Linked DNA regions of Homo sapiens: regions 1 and 3 are each linked to region 2. A link is an interaction called in ENCODE POLR2A ChIA-PET data of the cell type or tissue named here. Cell type or tissue: B cell. All regions are shown on one strand. Region 1 overlaps LHPP (phospholysine phosphohistidine inorganic pyrophosphate phosphatase). Region 2 overlaps LHPP (phospholysine phosphohistidine inorganic pyrophosphate phosphatase). Region 3 overlaps FAM53B (family with sequence similarity 53 member B).

What was found. ChIA-PET counts read pairs that join two places held together with the same protein. Peaks named below come from ENCODE experiments on the same cell type or tissue, not always from the same donor. Only the 100,000 strongest peaks of a DNase experiment are listed, where the experiment ranks them.
Region 1: POLR2A ChIA-PET joins it to region 2 with 17 read pairs; 3 of 35 experiments call an interaction of 5 or more read pairs at or near these places.
Region 3: POLR2A ChIA-PET joins it to region 2 with 12 read pairs; 7 of 35 experiments call an interaction of 5 or more read pairs at or near these places.

The regions. Positions count from the first base shown.
Region 1 is chr10:124,530,544-124,538,543 of GRCh38, reverse strand. All of the region lies in intron 6 of LHPP (phospholysine phosphohistidine inorganic pyrophosphate phosphatase), which reads right to left. Among named protein-coding and RNA genes, the nearest start is that of LHPP, 73 kb to the right of the region's middle. RefSeq lists enhancers at 4,385-4,917, 4,918-5,451. In B cell, CTCF peaks have their summits at 3,933, 4,133 and 6,220; DNase peaks (open chromatin) are centred at 2,603, 3,260 and 4,033; H3K27ac peaks cover 4,413 bases.
Region 2 is chr10:124,596,681-124,604,680 of GRCh38, reverse strand. The region is part of intron 6 of LHPP (phospholysine phosphohistidine inorganic pyrophosphate phosphatase); the gene reads right to left. Among named protein-coding and RNA genes, the nearest start is that of FAM53B-AS1, 100 kb to the left of the region's middle. In B cell, no CTCF peak of the experiment used is centred here; DNase peaks (open chromatin) are centred at 170, 1,450, 3,120, 4,260 and 4 weaker places; H3K4me3 peaks cover 645 bases; H3K27ac peaks cover 6,419 bases.
Region 3 is chr10:124,715,709-124,723,708 of GRCh38, reverse strand. The region is part of intron 1 of FAM53B (family with sequence similarity 53 member B); the gene reads left to right. Among named protein-coding and RNA genes, the nearest start is that of FAM53B-AS1, 16 kb to the right of the region's middle. RefSeq lists an enhancer at 1-50. In B cell, CTCF peaks have their summits at 3,861 and 4,060; DNase peaks (open chromatin) are centred at 308, 4,118, 4,238, 5,338 and 1 weaker place; H3K4me3 peaks cover 3,109 bases; H3K27ac peaks cover 8,000 bases.

The DNA.
Region 1 (8,000 bases), 66 kb after region 2:
CCCACCACTTGGGGGGAGGGAGGCCTGTCCACTATCTCCCCTCTGGCAGGCACAAGGTGGAACAGCTCAGAACAAACAGCCTGCTGCTCCTGTGAAGCCACTGGAGTGGGCACTACAGATGCTCCACAGCATCAAAGCCTCCCTTCCTCACAAAAAACATCCCAAAGGGCTGAGAGAAGGCACCCAGGAGACCTCACTGCCAGGAAGTGGAAAGGCAGCAGCAAGGCTGGGAGCTGCTCAGGCCCAGGGAGGCTTACAGACCCCAGGGAGAGTGACCGTGGGTGGGGAGGGTGCTCAGCAAGCTCCTGAAGCCCCACATGGTGAGCCCCGCATGGTGACCCCACATGGTGACCCCGCATGGTGACCCTGCATGGTGAGACTCGCGTGGTGACCCTGCATGGTGAGACTCGTGTGGTGACCCTGCATGGTGAGACTCGCATGGTGACCCCGCATGGCGGGCCCCGCAGGTGGGAGGACCCAGCAGGTGGGTGGGCCTGGGGTGGGAGGCTCAGGGAAGGGGGCCTGGAATGGCAGTGCCTTGGGGCAGTGCTCAGTCAGAGTGGGGTCAAGGACACCACCGAACCCCCAAGAAGGTCTCCTGTCCACCATGGCCCCTTGGCCGTGTCCTTCCCTTTCAGCACACTCGTGGGCCCTGTGGCAGCACATGAAAGGGGCACAGACCCACACACATTCATAACGGGGCGACTCAAGCCAGCAGCTTGTGTCCATGCAGCCTAAATTACTCGCACCCGTGAGAGCTCCGAAGTCTCGGGTAATATCAGCCCGGCCCATGGGCACTGCAGTGGGGCCCACAGGAGCAGGAAATGGGGAAGCCAGCTCCTGGGCCACCTGGCTTTCTGGCCTCAGTTTCCTTGTCTGAGAAGCGGGGGCAGCTGAAAATGGGTGCCCTGTGGGGACTGCCTGGCTGCCATCTCTCACGAGCACGGTCCGCAGACACCATCTTGTGGGACTGGGGAAGGGCTTTGGGAAGTTTGGGGCTCATGGTGTCTGCTGCAGGCCTAGTGCTGAGCAGTGGACAGGAGTCTCCACCAGTCCCACCAGCCTTCGATGGGGCCAGCCTCCCCGCATCGCCAATGGCACAGCTTGCTCCGGGCTGGGCCCGCCTGCTGCCCGCTATCTCTGATCCCTGATTCATGAGGCCACCCACAGCTGCCAGTCCAGGTCCTCATGTCTGGCAACAAGGAGGATCTCACGGGCAGAACCCTGACACCCCCAACAGCTCACGGGCCCCCATGCACCCCACAATCACCATGCTCCCAGGATCTCTCGAGGTAGCTGGACGGTGGCTGGGGAAGCAGGGAGACTGGGCGAGTGAGGTGGGGCCGCCAGCAGCGGTGCTGGGGTCAGCCAGGCTCCGGGTGCACCAGGTTGCTGTGAATGTCTCTGATTCTCAAATTCTTTACTTAAAATCTGGAGATGATGAAATTTACCTTAAGGCTTACTGTAAATAAGGAGAAAAGTGCTTGTATGTTCCCTAGCACATTCTAAGTGCTAGATTATTCTGAAAAGATGGCTGTTACTTTTATTATTTATATATTACATATGCTGTGTTTATGATTTTTGTTGCTGGAGAGGTCGGGGAGCCTGGGCAGCCTGGCATCCCACAGCAGAGCCAGGGCTCCATTCCTTCATCTCTCAGCAGCAGAGGGACCTCAGAGAGCTTCCAACACGACCCACCAGGATGCACTGTTCTAGCCAATCCTCCCCGATCTGTCTGGTTCCCTAGGCTTGGAGCTGCCGCAGGGAATTTAAGTATCTCAGGATTCCAGAGGTCTTCTGCCAATGGCGGGGGGTCTGTCCTGCTTCCTGCCTTCAGGGGTCCCTTCCAAAATGGCACCAGGTACCCCTCCCCTCACTCTAACCTTGCAGCCCTGCCCTGCCTGTCTCTTGACATCCCCCAGCCCTCTGGCTCACAGAGCCCTCAGGGAGGTTCTTCTCTGGCTCTGGGATACACAGCAGGGTCTCTGGGCCCCAGCAGCTTGGCCTCCCTGGAGCCCAAAGCCTTGGCCTGTCCATGTCCTGCCCTGACCCACCGGGCTGGGGGCTTTCTCAGGGTGGAGGGAGAGGGGCCGGAACAATGGCCCAGCCGGGGAGCTTCCATCCAGCCTGGCTGGGGTGGCCTCGGAGCAGGAGCAGGAGTCTATTTGGGACTGCATGCGGGAACACTACCGCTTCCTCTTTCCTGGTTCCAGACAGGTTAACCCCTTCTTCTCCCTCCTGCTGACTACTGCCAGGACAAAACAAGGACTGACTTCCAGCCCCAGACAGCATCCCTGAAAGCCACAAGGCCTCTGGGCAAAATACTCGGGAGCAAGCCAAAAGGCAGGCCCAAGCCCATGGACCGCAGGGCCAGTCTGCACGCACACGCGGCAGGGGTGGAAAAGCCCGGGGACCCAGTGCCGGCCCCAGCCCCCACCTTACAGGCCTGCTCCACCCCGGCTTCCGCGTCTGTAACAGGGCAGAAGATCACTGGTTCTCAAGCCTTTCCAGTGGTTTTAAAGCAGCAGAACCTCCCACCCCAGCCCAGGGGAATCCTGCCTGGGACCCCGGAAGAGATGAGAGCTTCTCTGGCTGAATTAGGGGAGGTCCAGGGGCCCCACCTTGATCTCCCCAGTTCCCCTGAGGGAGCAGAGCAGAACTGGTGCTCAGGGGCCCACGGCCTGAGGAGCCTGAAGCAGCTGCTCTTGCAGCCCTGTGGCACTGAGCTGATTCAACAGGCCTGAGTGTCTCCTCCTGATACCTGGCCTCTGGCCCACAGGTCTTCACAGCATGCACCCCTAAAGGCCAGCAAGGTTTAAACACCCACCAGACTAGGCCAGGCATGGCGGCTCACGCCAAGCTAATTCCAGCACTTTGGGATCCCGATGTGGGAGAATCACTTGAGGCCAGGAGTTTAAGACCAGCTTGGGCAACATAGCAACAGCTTTGTCTCTACAAAAAAAAAAAAAATGTTTTTTTAATTAGCCAGGCATTGTGGCATGTGCCTATAGTCCCGGCTACTTGGGAGGCTGAGATGCGAGAATCTCATCAGAAGTCGAGGCTGCAGTGAGCTATGATTGCACCACTGCACTCCAGCCTGGGTGACAGAGCAAGACCATGTCTTAAAAATAAAATAAAAGCAAACCACAGGACTAACTTAAAGCTGTGTGGAAACAAATGGAACTGACAGTAACCACCACATGTGGCAGAGTGGTTCAGAGCATAGATGACGGAGTTCGACTCCCAGGGTTCAAAGGCTGTGTGACCTTAGGCAAGTTACTTAACCTCTCTGCAAAGTGAGGACGATGTCAGTTCTCTCTCATACAGGCGTCTGGTGGGTAAACAAGCTCATGGAACAATTTCTGGTGGAGTGGGTCCTGCATCTGTCACTGTTGCGATCAGTGTTTTCCCAACAACCTTAGGAAGAAGACATGTTGCTATCGCCACACACAGTGGCAACGCTGAGGCACAGAGAAGTTAAGTAACCACCTATGGCCACACAATCGAGAGAGGTTTCACCCCTAGGCCACAGCCCGGGTGCCTGCGTGCTGTAACAATAGGCGCCGAGGACCCAGGAAGGAATGTTTCCCATGGCGAAATCTTTCAGATGGAGTCCAGGACACCTGAGAAAATACCAGATTCCATTGCTCTTTCTTTCCCTTTCCTTTCCAGGCCTAGAACTACTTGTAAGGCCTCACTGCTACTTTATACGGTCAGGTCAACAAGATCCTCTCCACCTCGTGTCAGCCAAAGCCACACCACCGACAGCGCCAGCCTGGGGAGCACCCCCCTCGCCGCAGCAGGGCCCCAGCCCGAAGCCCCGAGAGCGCATAGGAACCTGCCAGGCACCGGGCGGGAAGGACGGGCGCTCACAGCGGTCTCGCCTGTCTCCCGGGGGCCTCACTGGGCCTCAGAGCTTCCTGCAAGGCCCCTCACGTGATCCGCTTTTACAGACAGGGAAGGAAGCATGCAGGGGTGAAGTGGCCCAGGCAGGTCAATGGTTAGGTCGTGGGTCTGAGATCTCATCCCCTGCCCTTGACCCCAAAGCCCAGGCCTTTCCCCGGCCCTAGGCCAGGGCTGGTCAGGCTGAGAGCCTCCGGACCTCCCGTCTAAGCCGTCCTCGGCCTCCGACGTGCCGGTGCTGCCCTCTTCCTGCCGTTGGCTCTCTGCAGAGTCACAGATACAGGAGACTAACAAAACAAACTAAAAGACAAGCTACCTGCCCTGCTGCGGTAGAGAAAGACAATCCAGCATCTGCCTCCAGCTGCTGAGCTCCCCAGCACCGGAGGAAAGACGGCCATGCCAAATTCCCGGCATGGGCCGCCAAGCCTATGACATGCAGGGCGTCTTCTCTGCAATTGTGGGTGGCCCATGCAGAGAGACTCTCCTGCGTCACACTCACTTATCACGCCTAGGGCCTCTGAGGGGTTTCCAACACAGCAAAGGGCTCTGCTTTGCCTGGCCCACTGCCCCCAAGCTCCCCACCCCAGGCCCCCTGCATCCCCCGCCCCAATCCCCAAACTCTGCCGTTAGAGCCTGCATGGGCAGGGCATCGACCAGGGCAGATGTGGTCCCTGCCAACCCAATGAGCCTCGACTCATGGGAAAGCCCTGAGCCCCTGTGTCACTCCCTATGCCTCAGCCCCTGCATTCCATATCCCACTGAGTCCTCCTCGCGCACCCCTGAGTCACTCCAGGCACACACTTGGGGTCTGGCCCTGGGCTGGGGCCCTCTGCAGCGTGGGACCCTTCAGGCCACATGGTCTTGTTCATCTCATCACCCTGCACACTGCGGAGCACACGGCAAGTGCCTGCAAAGCTGGGCTGTGTCTTGGATATAGTGCGGGTGGCAGAAGCGGGCCACCTGGGTGAGGACGGGGGGTTTGTCCACTCACACGGGGGTAAGGGAGGACAGAGGCAGGGAAGAGCCATCTCCTCCTCGCCATGCAGTAGGCCTTGACCTTTACTTATTTAAATGAAAAGTCAACGTTTCCAATCAAGCGCCTATCCTTCTGGGAGGGGCTGGTCCCCAAGGCGTGCCACACTCTGTCCGGGTGACACTGACTGCCACAAGGTCATCGGAAGTAAGGGAAGCCTCCAGGCTGTGCTTGGGCAGACGCTCTCCCCTCCCCATCCGAGGACACAAACTTTTGGGTGACATGGTCCATCCAACCCCCCACGCCCCTGCCGCCCCCAACTCTGCACAAAGTGAAGGCAGGAAGCCGCTCTGGGGGGTGCATTTTGCAAATCAGAGCACATGGTCCCTGGGCGAGTTTTCCAAGCCAAGCAGTCTCCCTCAATGGTCTCAGTTTATGGCCCTGTGGTTCTATCCAGAAGTGTTGGCCTGGCTGAATCTGCCCTCAGGAATATCTCAGATGCCTGCAGAGGCCAGGCTGACAACCCCAGGCCGTGATGCACCCAGCATTCCACTCCCATTGCTTCCCTGAACTACCTCCTGCAGCCATGTATTAATGGAGCTCCTGTAATAAAGGTGCTGAGGATACCTGGGAAGTAAGTCCAAAATAAGTCCATTTTACAGATGAGAAAACTGAGGCTCAGTGGTCTTCCTGCCAGCAAGCAGTGGGGCAAAGATTTGAGCCTGGGCTTCTTCTCATTTCCAAAGTACAAGTCCCAGCCCAGTCGAGCACCTGAACATCCCAGAATGCCCCTTCCTCGGGACACTTTGCCACCACATAGCTAATCTTCCATAGGGGCCATAGGGACAGTTGGGACAGACATGCTGGCACTGTCCTGCTACACCCTTACCAGCTGGGTGATGCTGGGTGAGTCTGCAGCTTCCCTGGAAAACAGAGAAGACTTTCTATGCCTACCCAAGAGGCTTGGAAGAGAACCACAAATGCAGAAATGGCCTGGGAAGCTGAAAAGGTTTCTCCCAATAGGGAGGATTGTTGTTATTCAGTTTAACAAACGCAGAGTGTCCACCACAGGCAAGGTCAGGGACTTGGCTCTACATGGGATAGAGCGATAAGCAGATGGAGAGAGAATGAGGAAGCCAGGCTTCTCCCTGCTGTGGAAGGAAGGCATGAACGTGTAAAGGCATGAGGTGAGAAGGAACCCTGTGCTGCTGGACTGGAATCGGAGGCACTGCTGTGAGCTCGGGCTTTTGGGCAGGTCCAGGTGGGTAGGGTAAGCATGGACGCATGTGTGTGTCACACCTGCATACCATGCGCATCTTTCCTACCTCTGTCCACCGCCAGGGCCTGAGCAGCAATGCCCAGAGACAACACAAGCACACCTGGGGCCCTGGGCTGAGATTCTAAACAGTGCCCTCCACTGGAAGGAACTGGGGCTCCTTGGAGAAATGGCCGATTCCAGGGCTGAAGCAAAGACTGAACAAATGAACCTGAAACATCTTTTTGGGCCAAAATGCAAGGAAGGGCTCAAAGAACGGTGAGGATGTGCCGAAAGGTCACAGGGCCAGCCTGAAGGGGCTGCCAGTGCCTGCGTCGGGGACCATCTGAATATCCCAGTGATGACGGTTAACAGACGATAACCCACTGAATTACATAGGAAGCCACGAGCCCACACTGGCATACATCAATCAGTGGAAAGAAGAGAACATCTTTCCTTAAAGTAAAACACCAGGAGTAAATACAAGGAAGAATGATGGAGTTATTTGGCGACCATCATAGAAATCATTCATTCAAACAAGAAATACTAAGGGACACTAAAACTGGCAGATGAAAGTGGGACATCGCATCACCTCAAAGCATCTCCCCACAAATACGTATCAATCACAAAGGGGAAAAACACATTATGTGGTTGCCATTAAACAAGAGGTCAAGGTTAACATCAGCAATATTTGGGCAAACCAACATTACATGCCTATGAGAACAAGCACAGCACCACTTCTAAGCAATGCTAGCCCCAAACGCGTAACTTGGGTTGTATCATGAGAAAACACCACACAAAATGACTGTCTCGTAATCTTCAAAACTGGCAATCTGTGAGAACTGAGGCGAGGACAGGGAAGTGCTCCAGGACGGAGTCCAGAGAGACCAGAGAGAGCTGCCTGGCCCCGGACTGGGTCTTCCCCTCTCTAGAGGAGTTCATGGAATGATTGGCAAAGCTTGAATGGGGTCTGTCTCTGGGAGAAGGGTGTATGGAATTTCTTTCTATTCTGGAAATCTGAAAAATTATTTGAAAATGAGAAGGCTGCGGGAACTCCAGGGAGTGCCAGGTAATTCTTCTGGAGGTGAGACTGTGTTTTGGGTACAACAGAAACGAGCTTGACATGGCAGCCAGCCCACACCCCAGCTTGCACGGGATTAGCACATGACCTTGAGACGGGGTGTGGGGTTGGAGGGCAGCGGATCCCTCAGGCCCTTGCAATTGGGAGGACTCTGGAATTCCATCACCAGGGAAGGCCTTGAGGATATGGCAGGATCCAGGCAGGCCAAAGAAGAGGTGGTGGGACAGGTGAAGGGCGCAGACAGCATGCATAAAGGCTCCAGGTGGGACTGGCAGGAGGGGAGCTTGGCGGGTGGGCGTGTCCTCATCCCAGGGACCTGGCCTCTCCAAACTCGCAGGGAACACTGGGAGGCCCCCAATGCCCAGAGCGTGTTCTTAGGCCTCTCTCTGACAAGGTGCCAGGGAGACAAGAAGGACGGGCTGGTGAGGCTGATGAGGCTACCTTGGCCGCTCTGCCTGCTTCAGGCCCAGGGAATCCAGGGCTGCAGGAGACTCTGATGGTGGCCCTCGGCCCTGTGCGCTGTGGTGTTCTCCATGCTCATCGTCTGCACCCGTGAAGGGTGGCAGAGGAGAGGGTCAGTGTCCTGAGGAATGGGCAGGCTTGTGGAAGCCTGGCTAAAGCAAGCCCGTGGTTCTTGGAGCTGGGGCCCCAGGGCCCCGAGAGGCAGAGGGCACACAGGGCATGGGGGTGGTGCGGCATCTGGGAGGGAATGAGTGGGGTGTGAGCAGGCCCACATGTGTGGCCTGGGGCGTGGGGGGGTCTGGGCGTGAGTGTATGTATATGTGTGT
Region 2 (8,000 bases):
GACAGAGGGTGATTCATGAGGTGGAGGTAGTGAGGCCGGGCAAGGGGCATCCTTCCATCAGAACCCCAGGAGCCCAAGACCCCCGGGGGCCTGGGGGGTTATTTCTAGAAGGGTGTTCACCAGAGCCTGACCCTGGCAAGTGCCTGGAGGATGCAGCTGGGAGGTCTGCCTCCACCTGCACACCCGCAGCTTCTCTGAAGGCTGCTTATCAGATGGTCTGCACCGGTACATCACACACACTAGGCCTGTGCCCATGGGGTTCCCTGCTGTCCACGTGCTGGCCCAGCACGGCCACCCTCAGGACAGCAGCTTGCTGGGGCCCAGTGAGGTGGGCAGAAGGCCCAGAACATCCCACATCCAGCCCGTGACCTGGCCTGAGCTGGGTCCCTGGCAGGTGCCCGAGGGTCGGTGGCCTCCTTACGGGGTAGCTGGGTGGCGGAGTGGAGATGGCCACAGATCTCAGGCAGGCTGCTCCGACCTCCGTCCCCTGGGTTCTGGAAGCAGGTCGGGGAATGACATGCCCAGACCCATGTACCTCTGGGAAGGTGCCATGTCGTGCTGCTTACAAAGAAACCCGAGCAGGAGCTCCTTCCCATGGAGCCTGTGCATCCAGCCAAGGCCTCCCAAGCCCCTCTTCTCCCAGGACCTGGGGGTCAAGAGGCACACAAAGGACTCTGACCTGGTCCCTGCCTGCAAAGAGCTCACATGGCACCTGAGCCCAGCACTCCAGCCCCAGGCCCGGGCCTTAGCAGCTGCCTGGGGGACACAGGCTCCAGCCTCAGCTACCTGTTCTCACTCAGGGATTGCTCAGCCCTCAGGCCCGTGTCCTCCCAGGCCAGCTCTGCCCACAGGCCTGGGGACTGCTGAGTCAACCTGGAGCCCCGGAGCCCAGCGTGGGGACCCTCCAGCCCAGGGCACCTCCTGCCATTGAAGCCAGCTGGGTCCTGGCACGAAGGGTGGCCTGGAGGGACCGGAGGGTCCAGGGCCACATCAGTGCCGAGGCGAGGGCCGCGAGGAGGCTCCCAGCTTGGAGACCCGCCCTCCCCTTGCCCAACCTGCTCACACATACAGGACCTTCTCGGGCGGCTTTGAAGTCACTTGGCAGAAAAAAAAAATCCAAACAAAAACCCAGGACTGAAGGAGTCCTCATCCTGGGCCTCTCTGGGTCCCTCACCTCTCTGGCCTGGGGACCAGAGCAGGGATGGGGACACACTTCCCCTGGCTGGGACCTCCCTTGGAGGTGCCAAGCTCCCTTTCCCACTGGCCCAGCTGAGAGCAGGAGCAGTGGCCCTGTCAGGTGCTTGTCCCCCATCCGTTTGGCCATCTGCTCCTCTGTAACAAGGAGGGGTGGGGAGGGAGGAGGTGACCCCTCCCCCTGAGCCCCTACACATGGAATGTGTGTGTGGATGAGAAAGCTGTGCACCCGGGCTGGGCCTGCCCAGCCCAAACCACCCGTGCCCGCCTTCCTCCCACGTGGGGTGAGCCAGACACCCACAGAGGCTGGGCATGAGCGCACTGCAGGTGTCCAGCTAGGCTGCCGCCCGCAGGCAGCACTACATACAAAGAGCCAGGGCAATGGTGAGGGGCCTGGATTCCCCAACTCTGTCCTGCCCTGGCCTGGCCCAGCCCCAGTACCCCTCCCAGGGACTGCAGCTGGCCACACCCCACCCTGCCCTGTCCCTCCCACCTGTCCAGGAGGCCTGACAAGGGTGTCTCAGAGCTAAGAGTGAGGTGGGGTCCTGTGCCCCCCAACCAAAAGAGACATCTTCCCTGTGTGCACATGTGTGGGCGGTTGCAACCCAGAAATAGGAGAGGGGCGCACTGCGTCTCCTGCCCCTCGGCCTTGGATCCTTACAGTCTCCTGGTGGTCTGGCCCCCATCTGGATCTGGATGTGTGAAGAGCTGGGGTGGGGCAGGGCTGGGCTAACTGAACCCCAATTTTCTTCCATTGGGGGGCAGGGCTGGGCTAACTGAACCCCCTTTCCTTCCAGTGGGTGGTGCCCAGGGCCCAGAGCCTGCCCCGGCTGACCTGTCCTCTGGCTAGTAAGGACAAAAGTCTCTCCTCGCAGAAGGAGGCACTCACTGAGCCAGTCCCCCAGGGCTCTGAGCCCTAGTGGGTAAACCGAGGCACAGGAAGGGATCTGCCCAAGGTCTCACACACCCCCAGGAGCCACAGACTCACTGGAAATAGGCCTGCCTGCTGCCCACAACCCAGAGCTCTCCACCAGCCAGTGGGCAGGCCCCGGGATGCAGGTGAGGCTCCTCTAGCTAGCAGACTTGTGGCCTCCAGGACATCAGCGATACCACAATGGGCCCACACCTCTGCAGTAAGCCAGCTGTGGGTGGCGTCTCTATGTGCTCTGCACAGCGCGCCATGGGGTGCGCACCATGATCTGCTTCTCTGAGATGAGGAGAGAGACCCCCAGAGATGAACAGCCATGCTCAAAGTCACAGCCAGAAGTGGCAGAGCTGGGGTTTAAACCTGGTTCGTCTCCCTCGCACAAGAATCGAAATCTGGGCTCACGTCAGCAGATCCTCCCTGGGCACGTGGGGCATAGCCTGCATCTGGGTGTCTCTGGTGGGCTGGTTGACTCTGGCTAGACCCGGAGGCCTGTAGGCAGGGGTCTCCACTCCCACCCACCCCCGGATGGAGCTGGGGCACTACGAAGAGGCAGTGCAGCGGAGGACGGGGCACAGCACACATGGAGGTCAACGGGACCTGGAGAAGGAGTGGTGCATGCTGCGAGTGCACGCAGGGCCTGGTAGCCCACGGCCTCCCCATGGCTGGTGCTCCACGTGGGGCCACCCAGATGCCTGCATTCCTTGGGATCTGCAGCCTGGTGGTCAACAGGACCCGGGGAGCCAGGCCTGAGGCAAGGGCGTGTGCCAGCCAGGCAGAGAGCAGTGGGGCCTGGCGGGGAAGGGTTTTTGCCGTGAACCTTGGCACCCACCAGTCTCTGTCCACAGGGAGGAAACGGGGCTTATTTACGGCTGGGTTTAGCCAGGTGGCACTCTGTCAACCAGAACCGACACCATGGCGCCAGCTATTTCCTGCGCGGTTCTCACTGCCCCACTGACTGCGGGCACCGCAGGGGCTGAGAACAGAGGTGGGACGCACTGAGAGGGACTGGTGGTGACGCTTGGCCGCCCACCAGCGGGTTGGTGGTCTCCAGAGACTCCCTCACGTGGCAAATGCGGTACCTTGAACCCCCAATCCTGGCTGGAGTGTGGGGCAAGTGCTCACCCGCCTGTCTCAGGCCCTCACCCAATTCACGTACGTAAGGCCCCCCGGTCAAGCGCACATAGAACTTTTCAAACCTAGGAGCTGGAAACCTGGCTTCTTGAGAAAATCTGAAAGATCCCACAATATGGGCCGACAAACCATGGGCAGCACTGCGCTGCAGCGTGTGACGCGGCAGCTGCTTCCTTGAAAGGGGCAAGGCGGGCCCAGCCTGCCACACTCCCACTATTCTCTAATGTCTCCCTGTTCCCACGCCAGGCACACGTCACTCTAGTGCACTTCCCCCTACCCCTGGGGGTGTCTCTGAATCTGCTGCCCTGCCCTAAAGCTTTAGCTCCCTGGGCCTCATTCCCTAAGAACAAGTCACCTCCTCCAGGAAGTCTTCCCTGAAACCTTCCTCCCTCCAACCCTTGCCTCCTCAGTTAGGTGCCCACTCTGCACTCCACGGTAACTGTGTGGACCCCATCAAAGCACCCATCAATCTGCCACAATTGTTTGGTTACCTGTGTGCTGCCACCTCCACACTGAGATCCCTGAGATCAGGGACATTCCGTTAGTGGCCTCATGGCCTTGGCTCCTAATGAGCACACAAGCAGGCAGCCTCCTTCCTACTGACCACTGGGGACTGTGGGTTATCGCCTGGCATTGGCTTCCTGTGAGCCTCGGCCCTCCTAGAAATCTGGGCTGGGGGGCAGTCCCTCCCCATGAGTGGAGGAATGATGGGCAGACAGGCAGGCCCCTGGGGCTCAGGGCCTTGGCGCCCTGGCCTGAGCTCACCCTCCTGGTCCTCCCTAGAGTCCAGCTCCATCCAGCACGAGGGGCCACATGCACTTCACCTCCTCCGGGGAGGCCCCACTGCGTGAGACCCCGGGCACCTAGGTTGCAGCACCCAGATACAGAGAATTTCCTTCTGGAGACCAACTGCCCTGGATGGAACAACCTCTCCCCACATCCAGACTGAGAGGTGTGGGCATGCTGGCCACCCCACCCAGGCCAACACCCAGATCGAGCCAGCCCTGTTTCTGGCCAGTGAAGCTGAGCCCTAAGAGGCGAGCCCCCCACCCTGCCCCAGTCGCCTGCAGCCCTCTGTGCCTTTGGCGAAGCAGGCACCAGTGCCCCAGGGCAGGGGCCTAGGAAGAGCTGCAGGTGCCAGTAACAGAAACAAAAGCTCACAGAAGCCGGGGCTGCGCCAAACCAGCAACCCAGGATCCTGGAGGTCTGACAGGGGACCCATCACTGCGAGGGGCCGCGCTACCAACAAGGCCAGACCCTGTCTCCCTAATGTGGCCCACAGGGGGGCCTTGGAGCTGGCCTCTGCTTACCCACCAGCTGCCCCCTCTCCCCGCTCCCGAGCACTCATGTCCCCAACTGCCCCTGCCTCACTTGGTGCCTTTCTCTGCCACCTCCTCTGCCTGGAACACCCTCTCACTCCCTCACTCCGCAAAAGCCCCAACTCAGAGATCCCTGCCCTGTGGTCTTCAGGACCTATCCTACCCCCAAAATAAATGCATGATCAGTGAATGAAGACCTGGAAGGTCTCTGGGACACAGGCCTGGGGGACCCAGTTGGGACCTTCCAGAATGGGGGCTGACAGTGCCATGGGACGAGCACCCCCAGAGTGGATGGCTCTGTCCACAGAGCACGACACTCGGTTCAAGCCACAGTGCAGACGCAGCTCCTGGGCACTCCAAGTCAGGCCCCAAGCAGTGGGCCAGCACATTCCCCAGGACACCCACAGCATGTCCAGACAGCAAAAGTGGCTTCTCTTTTTCTCCTTGTTTTGTACAGAAAGCTTTGAGAGCCAGGCCTCCCGAATTCCAGTGACACGTGGGACTTGGGCCTCCCATAGCCAGGCTGAGGAACTGAGAGGGGAGCGGGGAGGGCTGGCAGCTGCCTGGCAGGGAGTACGGAACCCCTGGCTGCTCCACCTGCAAGCCTGGAGGCGGGACTGGCAGAGGGGGCCTGGGCTTTGGCCATGGGAAGCGCTGGCCCTGAGCTCTGTGTGACCTTGGGCAAATGGCCACTCAGAGCCTCCCTTCTCTCATCCTGAAAGTGCAGCTGAAAAGAGCCCCTCCTGGGGCTACGATGGAGATTCACCGAGATGGTGCAGGTCGTGGGCATGGCAGGTGCTCGCCTGGGTGGATGGGTGGATAGATGGATGGGAATGGACAAACAGACAGTTGGAAGGATGATGCATGCACAGGGATGGACAGGAGGATGGATGGCTGGGGACGGATGGGTGGATGGATGGGTGGGTGGGATGAGTGGATGGGTGAGTGGACAGATGGGCAATGAATGGATGGATGGACATGGATGGATGGATGGGAATGGACAGAGAAGGGTGGACGGCAGGCACTGCATCAGGGTGGATGAGTGGATGGATGGACAGGGATGGATGGATGGGGATGGACAGGTGGATGGATGGATGGATGGATGGATGGGCAGAGATGGATAGATGGAGATGGAAGGACAGAGATGGATAGATGGAGATGGATGGACGGGGATGGACAGAAAAGGGTGGATGGCAGGTGCTGCATCAGGGTGGATGGGTGGACGAATGGACAGGGATGGATAGGGGGATGGACAGGTGGACAGATGGATGGACAGAGATGGATGGATGGGGATGGACAGAGAAGGGTGGGTAGCAGGCGCTGCATCAGGGTGGATGAATGGGCAGGGATGGACAGGGGGATGGATGGATGGGGATGAACAGGTGTACGGGTAGACAGATGGACACGTGGATGGCAGGAACTGCATCAGGGTGGACAGGTGGATAGGGATGGATGGATGGATGGATGGATGGACGGACGGATGGGTGGATGGACCGCTCCCAGCAATTCCTCGTGCTGGCCCTGGCCTCATGGGAACTCATGCTGACCTGACTGTCTGGAGAGCAGGCCCCACCTCAGGAGATGGTGGGCAGGTCCGATGCCCAAGCACCTCAGGGGGGCTTTCCCCATGGGGTTATCAATAGAACCTCAAGGCCACGCCCAGCCAGGCCACCAGGCTCACAGTGCCACACTCCTGCCCTGCGGTGGCCAAGCAGGCCCTGGACAGCTGACTCCCAGACCCTGCAGAGGCACCTGTGTAGCGGCTGTGCCTGGGGACCAGTGGCAAGGGGCCACCCTGGACCCCCTGAGACAGAGAAGCGGAAGCCCCTGTGGGTGCTGACCCAGCCTGTGTCCCCTCCAGGCTGATGGGACGCTCCTCTCATAACATTACTCCTGGCAGTGCCAATCATTGAGAGTCCTCCCACTGGGGACCTGGTGAGGGGCTGCCATGCTTCCGCTCACTTGGTTTTCACAGCAGCCGGGGAGGTAGGTGCCACTGCCCCATCTTACCACTGACCCAACGGAGGCTCAGAGTTGGGGCTGGGAGGCCTGGACGTCTCACTGCCATGCACTTGGATATGCTTGCAGCCTGGTCCAGGGCCCACCAGGAGCCGGGGCCTGGGCTAGCAGGTGGCCGGCAGGGCTCACCTAAAAGGCTCGCTTTGGCAGAGGGACGGGCCTGGGCGTAGGGCCTTGGAGCAGAGCAGCCTCTTGCAGCTGTGCTTGATATTTTGATAAAAACACGTTAAGCACCTGGTGTGTGTTTAGATTAAAAAGAGCTGACTCCGTCCCTCCCAGTGCGCACTCCAACGGCCAGATCCCCCCGAGGTCTGTATGCACCCCCCACCCAGGGGCACAGGCAGGGCACACGCTGGGCTCAGGGCAGGGCACTCACTCTGGGCTGCCCCAGAAGTGCCACCCCACCTCCTCTCTTTTTCAGGCCAAACCACATGGGGGCAGGGAGGCCCCATGTCTAGCCCAGTGGCCCAGGAGAAAGCAGGGGGGCAGGGAGGCGGCACCAGTCCTCCCACAGTGCTCTGGGTGCCCTTGCTGGTCCTAGGGGCGCTGGAGTCACGCAGCCCCACTACTTAGAGCCTAGTGTCATCTCCACTGCCACTCACAGACCCGAGTGCTGGGCTGGGGGATCTCTTCGACAGGTGGCAGTGACACTGATGGGGACTTGCTATCCTGGGTGGTGACACCAATATTCAGCCCAGTAGGCAAAGAAACTGAAGCTGAAGGCCAGGTGAGGGGCCTGCCTGGAGCTCTATGCCACTGTGTTAGGCAGGGCTCCCCAGAGGGAAAAGACTCATAGGATCCATGTCTATACATGAAAGGGAGTTTATTAGGGAGAACTGGCTCACACGATCACTAGGCGGGTCCCACGACAGACCGTACGCAAGCTGGGGAAGAGAGAAGCTGGTAATGGCCAAGTCCGAGTCCAAAATCCTCAAAAGTAGGGAAGCCGACACCTCCCGAGAGCTCCAGCTAAACCAGAGTCCAAAGGTCAAAGAACCTGGAGTCTGATGTCCCAGAGCAGGAAGCATCCAGCACGGGAGACGGATGAAAGCCAGAAGACCCAGCAAACAAAGTCTTCCCACCTTCCTCCATCTGCTTTGTTCCAGCCACAAGGACAGCCGATGAGATGGTGCCCACCCACACGGAGGGTGGGTCTCCGTCACCCGGTCCACCGACTCAAAAGTCAGTCTCCTCTGGCAACACCCTCACAGACACACTTAACCAGCCAGAAACAAAACTTTACCAGCCATCTAGGCATCCTTCAATCCAATCAGGTTGACACCTCATATTCACCATCATGGTGGCAGGGCAGGGCTTATACCTGCAGCCTCTGTCCTGGCCTGTTTGCTTAGGAAGCAGGTCCCTTAAAGTCGGGCCTCCCCACCCGTCCACCCAGCTTCATGGTGTCC
Region 3 (8,000 bases), 120 kb before region 2:
CCGGCCCTGCAAGTGCTGCCCGCCTCACATCAGGCCCTGACTGCAGCAAGACTCTTCCTCCTAAAAGCAGAACACAGAAAACAAAGCTGTTAGGGCAGGGCCCTGGGCTCTCAGTTTTCCCATGATTGGGTGTGAGAGGGCTGCTGGCCACCCTCCCGCCCACAGAAACTCTGATGAGTGTTTTCAGGTTCCTGAGGAGGTGTGAGTATGATCAGATACAGGGGTTTTTGTGCTGGTCACTGTGTTTTTCTGTTATGCTCTGCTACTGTGGAACCCAGAAAACTTTTGAGCCCAGCCCCTCCGTGAATCAGGAGGTGCTGTGCTTTGAATTAGTGTTAACAACATTTTGATAGCTATCGGAAACCCCCTGCAAGCAAGACAGATTTCAGTATCTCTGGCACCAAGAATGTTGAGACTTGACTTAACGTGGTGATTGTGTTCTTTGTTTCAGCAGACATTTCCTGAGCAGCTCTTTGTGCCAGGTTCTGGGGACTCAGGGGACTGAGGCTGGGCTCATGCCCTCCAGAAGCACACAGTCTGTAGGGGTGGCAGCTTGCTGGTTCATTTCATGGCCCTGTGATTCAAGCTCTGCATTCTGCACAGAGGCAGAGGGCGTGACCTGACTCAGTGTGGAGTGTGGAGGTCTTCCTGGAGGTGGTGACACCTGAGCTGAGTCTAAAAGATGAGGTTAGAGAGTCTGGAGGCTGAGAGGGCAGCAGGGAGCAGGGGAAGTGGGTGGCAAGTTCTAGCCTGAGAGACCAGCATGAGCAGAGGTCTGGAGGCAGGAAACTGCATGTGGTATTTGGAGAACTCCAGAATGTTTTAAGAATAGGCAGTACATGCATGTGTACAAACTCAGCAGTGAAAAGCAGTTTCCTCATCCCTGTCCCCAGCTACACGTCTCCCTCCTTCCTGGGGGGAGCTCCTGTTGTCATTTTCTTGTTTGTCCTCCCAGAGATATTCCATATGCATGTGCAAGAATATGCAGATATATACACACACAAATGTGTGTATAAAAATACAGTATTTTTTATATTTTTGATTTTAGAAAGTATTACCTATTTCTTGTGAAAGTCAATATCTCGTTTGGTTCAAAATTGAAAACATACAAAAAGCCATTTCTTGAAGAGTCTTCTCTCATCTCTGTTCCCGGCTACCCATTTCCGCTCCCTGAAGACAGGTTTTATGTTAAGTTTCCTTTGTATCCTTCCAGGACTTCTGTATTATTGGCACAATTATTTATTTAGTTTCACCCAAATGGGAGCTTAATATACCCACTGTTCTGATCTTTGCTTTTCTACTTAGCACTATACCTGAAGATGGTTTCCTCTTTGGATGTGTTGGGCTCCCAAAGCCTTCTTTTTTTTAATTTTTAAAATTAAAATTTAAATTGACACATAATTGTACTTATTTATGGGGTACATAGTGATGTTGCAACACATATAATGTATGATGATCGGCTCAGGGTGATTAGCATTTCCAACATCTCAAACGTTTATCATTTCTTTGTGTCAGGAGTGTTCAATATCTTTCTTCTAACTATTTGAAACTACATAATATTGTTAACTCTAGTCATCCTACAGTGCTATAGAACACTAGAACGTACTCCTTCTATCTGGCTGTAATTTTGTATCCTTTAACAAATCTCTTCCTGTTCCCCGCCTTCCCCCTACCCTTCCCAGCCTCTAGTCTCCTCTGTTCTGCTTTTTACTTCTATGAGATCAAAATTTTTTAAGCTTCCACATATTCTCGTAGCCTCTTAGAAAGCTGCGTTTCGTCCTTTGCATGGTGTTGCAGTGTGTATTTATCCTGTCCTTCCTGTTAGGCGGTTAGGCCACTTCCCATCTTGGCTGTGCCTAACGATACGATATGTACTATTTTGCTCATGAGTAGGACAGTCTGCAGGGCAGGCTGATTTGGCACTCACACACGTGTTCACAGGGAGAGTGAGTAAGGAGGATAGAACCGCACGAGGACACAGGCAGGTTATGTTTTACGCTCATCTCTCTAGAGGTTGACTTGTTCCCCCTTGTGAAAGGCAAGTGACTTTAAGTTGGATTCTGCTGAGTCTTGAGGAAGCTGTCTTACTCCTTTACTGTCTCCCATAAGTAAGCTCTGCAAAAGGAGACCTGGCCCAGTGTGGTCTCTGGAAGCAAGGTTCGCCCAGGGGTGTGGTTGGCGTCGCTTGGGGAGACTCCCTTACAGACTGTGACCTTCAGGCCATACCCTGCAGGACAAGGTCAGCTAGAACTGAAGCCTGCAGTGCGGCTCTGCCAGCCTTGTTTGCTGGGGCCTTGTGGATGTGGATGCCACCTCCGGCACTTGCTAGACTTGGGCCTCGTGAACATCACAGTTCTAGTCAGTAGTTTGTTGATTTATTAATAATTGAAGCGAGTAAGAGTCTGTCCAGGCAGGGGACCTGCCAGGATGTGGGAGGGAGAGACTGCAGGGTGACTTTGCACCCATCCCATGAAGGTTGTGATGCAGATTTCTGAACTTTATTTTTTGAGATGGATTCTTACTCTGTCCCCCAGGCTGGACTGCAGCGGCATGATCCAGACTCACTGCAACCTCCGCTTCTCGGACTCAAGCGATCTTCCCACCCCAACCTCCCGAGTAGCTGGGTCCACAGGCATGCACCACCATGCCCAGCTAATTTTTTTGTATTTTTGGTAGAGATGGGATTTTGCCATGTTTCCCAGGCTGGTTTTGAACTCCTGAGCTCAAGCCATCCGCCCGTCTTGGCCTCCCAAAGTGCTGGGATGACAGGTGTGAGCCACCGCACCCGGCCCAGATTTCTGAACTTTAGCGGTCCCAGTTATTTTATCATGCTATTTTTATCAAGATATTTTAATAATACCCTCTGCCTTTTAGTGCATTTTAATTTAGTTTTTATTTCACTCATCCATCAGTTGTTAATAGTTTTCACTTCCATGGGAGGGGACTGTGGCTTATGTATGTTCATGTCTTCAGCCCCTACCATCATCCCAGCAGTCACAAAGTAGTCACTCAGTAAGGGTTTGTTGAATGAATGAGTACAGTTGCCTGCCACGCAGGCTTTTGTCAGGACTGGTGGCATGCTGTTAACTGTTCATCCAGCACACTGGAAACTGGGTTTTGGTGCTTCAATGTCAACCTCTGACCAGTACTTGTTAAATTTCATCAATTCTGATCCCATCCAGTTATTCAGTCGGATAGGGTTTCTTTTTTTGTTTTTACATTTTATGACTTAAAAAAAAATTATTTTCGAAGCTAGGACCTCACTTTATTGCCCAGGCTGGAGGCAGTGGTGTGATCATGGCTGACTGCAGCCTTGGCTTGCCTAAGTGATTCTCTTGCTTCCGCCTCCTGAGTATCTGGGGCTGCAGGCACATGCCACCATGCCTGGCTAATTTATTTTTTGTCAAGACGAGGTCTCACTATATTGCCTAGGCTGGTATTATTATTATTTTTAAGTCTGAGAACATATCTATGCCACCTCCCTTGGGTCTGCTCCTGATCGAGGTGGCCAGTGTTGGTGGTTTGTTTGTTTTTTTTTTTTTTTTTAGATGAAGTCTCTCTTTTGTCACCCAGGCTGGAGTGCAATGGCGCGATCTCGGCTCACTGCAACCTCCACCTCCCAGGTTCAAGCAATTCTCCTGCCTCAGCCTCCCAAGTAGCTGGGATTACAGGCGCCCGCCACCACACCCTGCTAATTTTTGTATTTTTAGTAGAGACAGGGTTTCACCATATTGGCCAGGCTGGTCTCGAACTCCTTACCTCAGGTGATCTGCCTGCCTTGGCCTCCCAAAGTGCTGGGATTACAGGCGTGAGCCACTGTGCCCGGCCGTGTTGGTTTTTTGATGTGTAACTTTTCCTTCTCCTGCACATTTTTGAACTCCATCCAGATGACACTGGGGAAGAACCCCTTTCCACAGCGAGGTGAAGGCCAGTCCACATTTGGTTTGGGAGGTGCATGGAGGAGTGCTCAGAGGCCTGGCTTTAGAGTTTTGCTGCTGACTTAGTGAATGAGCTTCCTGAGAGCAAGGGAAGTACAACCAAGCCTGGTTCAGATGGCTCCACTAGGGGGACAGTGACAGCTATAGCCGCAGCTGGTGTACTTGGCAGTCTTTCAAGCATTTTGGGGTGTGCTGCGGACAAACAATAGAATGAATCTTTGTTTCTGGAGCCTGGGCCATTTCTAACGAGGAAGATGATTACTCATTTTTGGAAGTTGGGTTAACTCTTCCAGAGTCTTTTGACTCTCGCTTAGATCTGTAACGAAAAGCCGAGAAGAGTTCACCTTGGCATCCCAAGGTGTTTGCTTTAAAGCCGGGTGACTCTGGTTGGCTGTGTCATTTCCTCTTTAACACCCCTCCACCCAGGTCTTTGCCCTAAGTCAGGAGGCCTGATTGTCATATCCAGAGTGCTTAGAAGGAAGTGGGGCAAGTGTTTGCAAATGAGGTGCCCCTTTCTTCTCCTGTTCCCCCACCCCCATGGCATGCCAAAAAATAAAGAAGGAGCTCAAGACCCGTTGAGCAGCTGTTCCTCCAAACTTCTTAGATTAATTCCGTGGCCAGTTCTAAGTAATTTAAAGCCAAATGCCTGGACTTAGCTTTGAATTAGGACTTCATGAAGCCTTTCTTCGTCTTCTTCCTTCTTTCTTCTTCTTCTTTTTTTTTATTTTTTTTGTGAGACAGGATCTTTCTCTGTCACTTAAGCTGTAGTGAAGTGTTGCTATCATAGCTCACTGCAGCCTTGACCTTCCTGGCTCCCTACTCAGCCTCCTGTGTAGCTGGGACCACAGGTGTATGCCACCATACCTGGCTATTTTTTAAATTTTTTATAGAGATGGGGATTTCTCCATGTTGCCCAGCTGGTCTTGAACTCTTGGGCTCAAGCATTTCACCTGCGTCAGCCTGCCCAAGTGCAGGGATTATAGGCGTGAGCCACTGCGCCTGGCGGTGAAGCCCTTCTTTGCAGAAATCTCTTTCTCTGCCTTAAGAGGCAAGAATCTGGTGCTATTTTGATCTGTGAATAGACAGATGGCTGTTGTTACACATGCAGCGGCTCCCCCGCCATTGTGCTGTGGCTGGTGGTGGGAGTAGTCTTACTAGAATTTATCCTGCCCTCCAGAACCCTCCCCTGCAGTAGGAGTCAGGTAGATAGCTTTGGCTGTTTGACCTGAGAGGTGCCACAGAGCTCGGGTATACTTGTCATGTGACAGACCCGCCTGGCAGCTTAGAGTCCCTCCAGTTTTGTTTTGGCAGATGATGGCATTCTCGAATGTGTGGTGGAGCTTGCAGCGCGATGTGGGGGTAGAAGGGAGAAGGCGGAAGGCTTACCATGTGATTGATGAGCCTGTCTGATTAATTTCTACAACAGACCCTGTAGGTTGGTAGATATGACTCAGTCAGATCAGGAAGGGGGAAGTCCTGAAGTGTGAGCTGAGGTTAGGATGTGACCTCTGATGAGTGGGTGGCACATGGGCAACCTGGTGCCTCTCGTGCCTATAGCAGTTCTTACAGAGCTTGTTGGGACCTTCTTGCATCACCTGTCATGTCCCAGTGTGATATAGTCTTAGACCGGTGTGTTGGGGCTACCAGCCTGCAGGCCTCCTAGATAAAGAGATCACTGCCCTCGCAGCTGTGTTCCAAGGCCCAGCTGCTGAGAGATTACCTTCCCTCTGTGCAGTGTCTTTGGGGGTTCTGTGAGAGCTGTAGACACCAACAGGAATGCTTCTCCCTGCCTGCTGAGTGACTGGAGCTGCACCGGTAGGAAAGCTGTGTCTGTAGCCTGGGCTGGGGGTGGATTGTCCTGCAGGAGAGGGAGAGTCCGAGAGCTCATAAACATTTTGTAAAGGAAAAGGAGATTCTTGTCCTGAGAGTTGTCCTAGAAGATGAAGATGTCAAAACTGGTCACTGGCTAACTTCCTGGCTCTCCAAGAAACTCCTCTAAATCAGGTTGTTGTTAGCGTCACTGAAAGACACCAAGATGCCCCTGTATGCATAAGGATTGAGCTTGGAAAATGCAATCACGCATACATCCCCATCCTCACCCCATGGATATGTAAGAGAGGGGCAGGTTCTGCAACACCACCTCCCCGCTACCTCGGTCCCACCCATTGGAAGAGTCCCTGTGGCCTGCTCCGACTCTGCTTTATGGGAGGTCATAGCCAGGGCACTTTGATGGCAGCAAGTAAGGATTTGGCCTTTGCCTTTGTCCAGTTTCCTGGGACCTTGAACTGCAGGTCAGGTCTGAGTAGGACTGGAAAGGCCAGCATAGCAGTTGTTCCAGGACAGGCATCATCAGCTTACTGTCCTTTCTTATAGTTCATTCAGTACCTTCAAATCTATTGATTTTCATGCTCTCTCCAGAGTTGCCATTTGCCTGTGACACGTGAGGAAACTGAGGCCCAGAGAGTCATAAAGACCTGGCTGAAGCCACACAGCTGATACGTGACTACAGTTAGAGTCTCACTAGTCAGAAACGGAGCTTATCTGGCCCAGCATCCTATTTGACTCATGAGGGAACTGAGGCTCCGAGGAGGGAAATAACTTGGCAAACTGGGCAGAGCCAGTAAGTGGCACTGTCAAGCCCAGAGCCCCCATCCCCTAAGTCCTGCTTGATCCACCTAGGCCACACAGCCTTTTGTTTGGGTCTTTCCATTTTTGTTTTTAAATCTTTTTTTTCCACCCCTCTTCTGTTGGTTTTTAGTCATGGTTTGAGTAAATTCAGTATACTTATAAATAGGTCCGACTGAAGAACAGGTCATGGTTGTCTTAGGCTAAGTGGCTTAACATGATAGTAGATTATCTTTGGGGCCCGCTGCGGTCCCCTCATTGTCCTCTGGTTCTCTTCCCATTCTTTCCCTTCCCCCGGTTTGGAGCAGAAGGCGGCATCTAGCTCTGTGGCCACTCGGTAAGTGTGAGTTCTCCTCTCTCCGTGCCTCTTGTCCCTCGTCTCCTTCCTTTTGAGTGTGTCAAGCAGCTTCCAGTCTATAGCAAGCTCTTCTTTCATAGTGTTTGTGGGTTAAAAGGACATGAGCGGTCGTGAGAATTATGGGAGTGCCTATAGGAAGCTCGTCCATCAGTTATTTTTCATTGATAAATGGACTCTTGACAAGTCATGCATGCAGTTGGCTTCAGTTTCAAGAAACAACATGGGCTGTCTCATTCCCATGTTGAGATTTGTTTTGGCTTTTTGGATCCCAGCACTTTTATGTCCCTGAATAATGTCATTCCTCCCCCTCCTCTTGAAATGTTATTTGCTTTAAAAAGCAGAAAATCCCTACAACATTGAAAAGTCCAGGAGAACAGAGTTCCGATTTGGTTCAGCAGCTCAGTTTACTGTTTTGTCTTGTTTTGTTTTTCCCCCTTCCATTAAGGAGACACATAGGCGAGCCTGGGCCACTTTGTTCAGCCAGGGGCCCAGGTCAAGTCTCTTTCAAGCTGTGTAGTGTGACTCCCAGTCCTTCCCCAAGTGTGGCCTTCGGTGGCCTTTGATTACCTGAAGGACTAGATCAGGGAATATGTTTTAGCCCCAGTTACTGAAGAAAGCACCTCTGAGGACACACCTTCCTGTGGAGGGAGGGATGAGGAAGGGGTGAGTATGCCCTCTCTGTCTAAGGACAGCAGGTGCTTCATGCGTACAGCCAGCCACTCTCACTTGCCCTGCTGAATGTCCACCAGCCCAGTTGCAGGAGCAAGGTGCTTGGAGGACTCAAAAACATATTCTTGGCCCCTAGAAGCTAATGCTGTAGCTGTGAAGACGAGATGCTTTTATCCAATTTATGAGCATTTAATAAGGGCCTATGCCCTGCTAGGAATTGTGCCTACCTAGGGATTTCAGTGTTTCTAGGGATATTTTTGTAGTGCCCCCACCTACAGGGCGTTACCTCCTTAACTTATAGCTGAGGCGGGCAGCACAAGGGTAACGTCTTACATGTTACAAAGGCAGAAAGCTGAGCAAAGTTGCAGAGCTTAGCCAGGGCCCTGCAGCTCCTCTGGGACTGAGCTGGG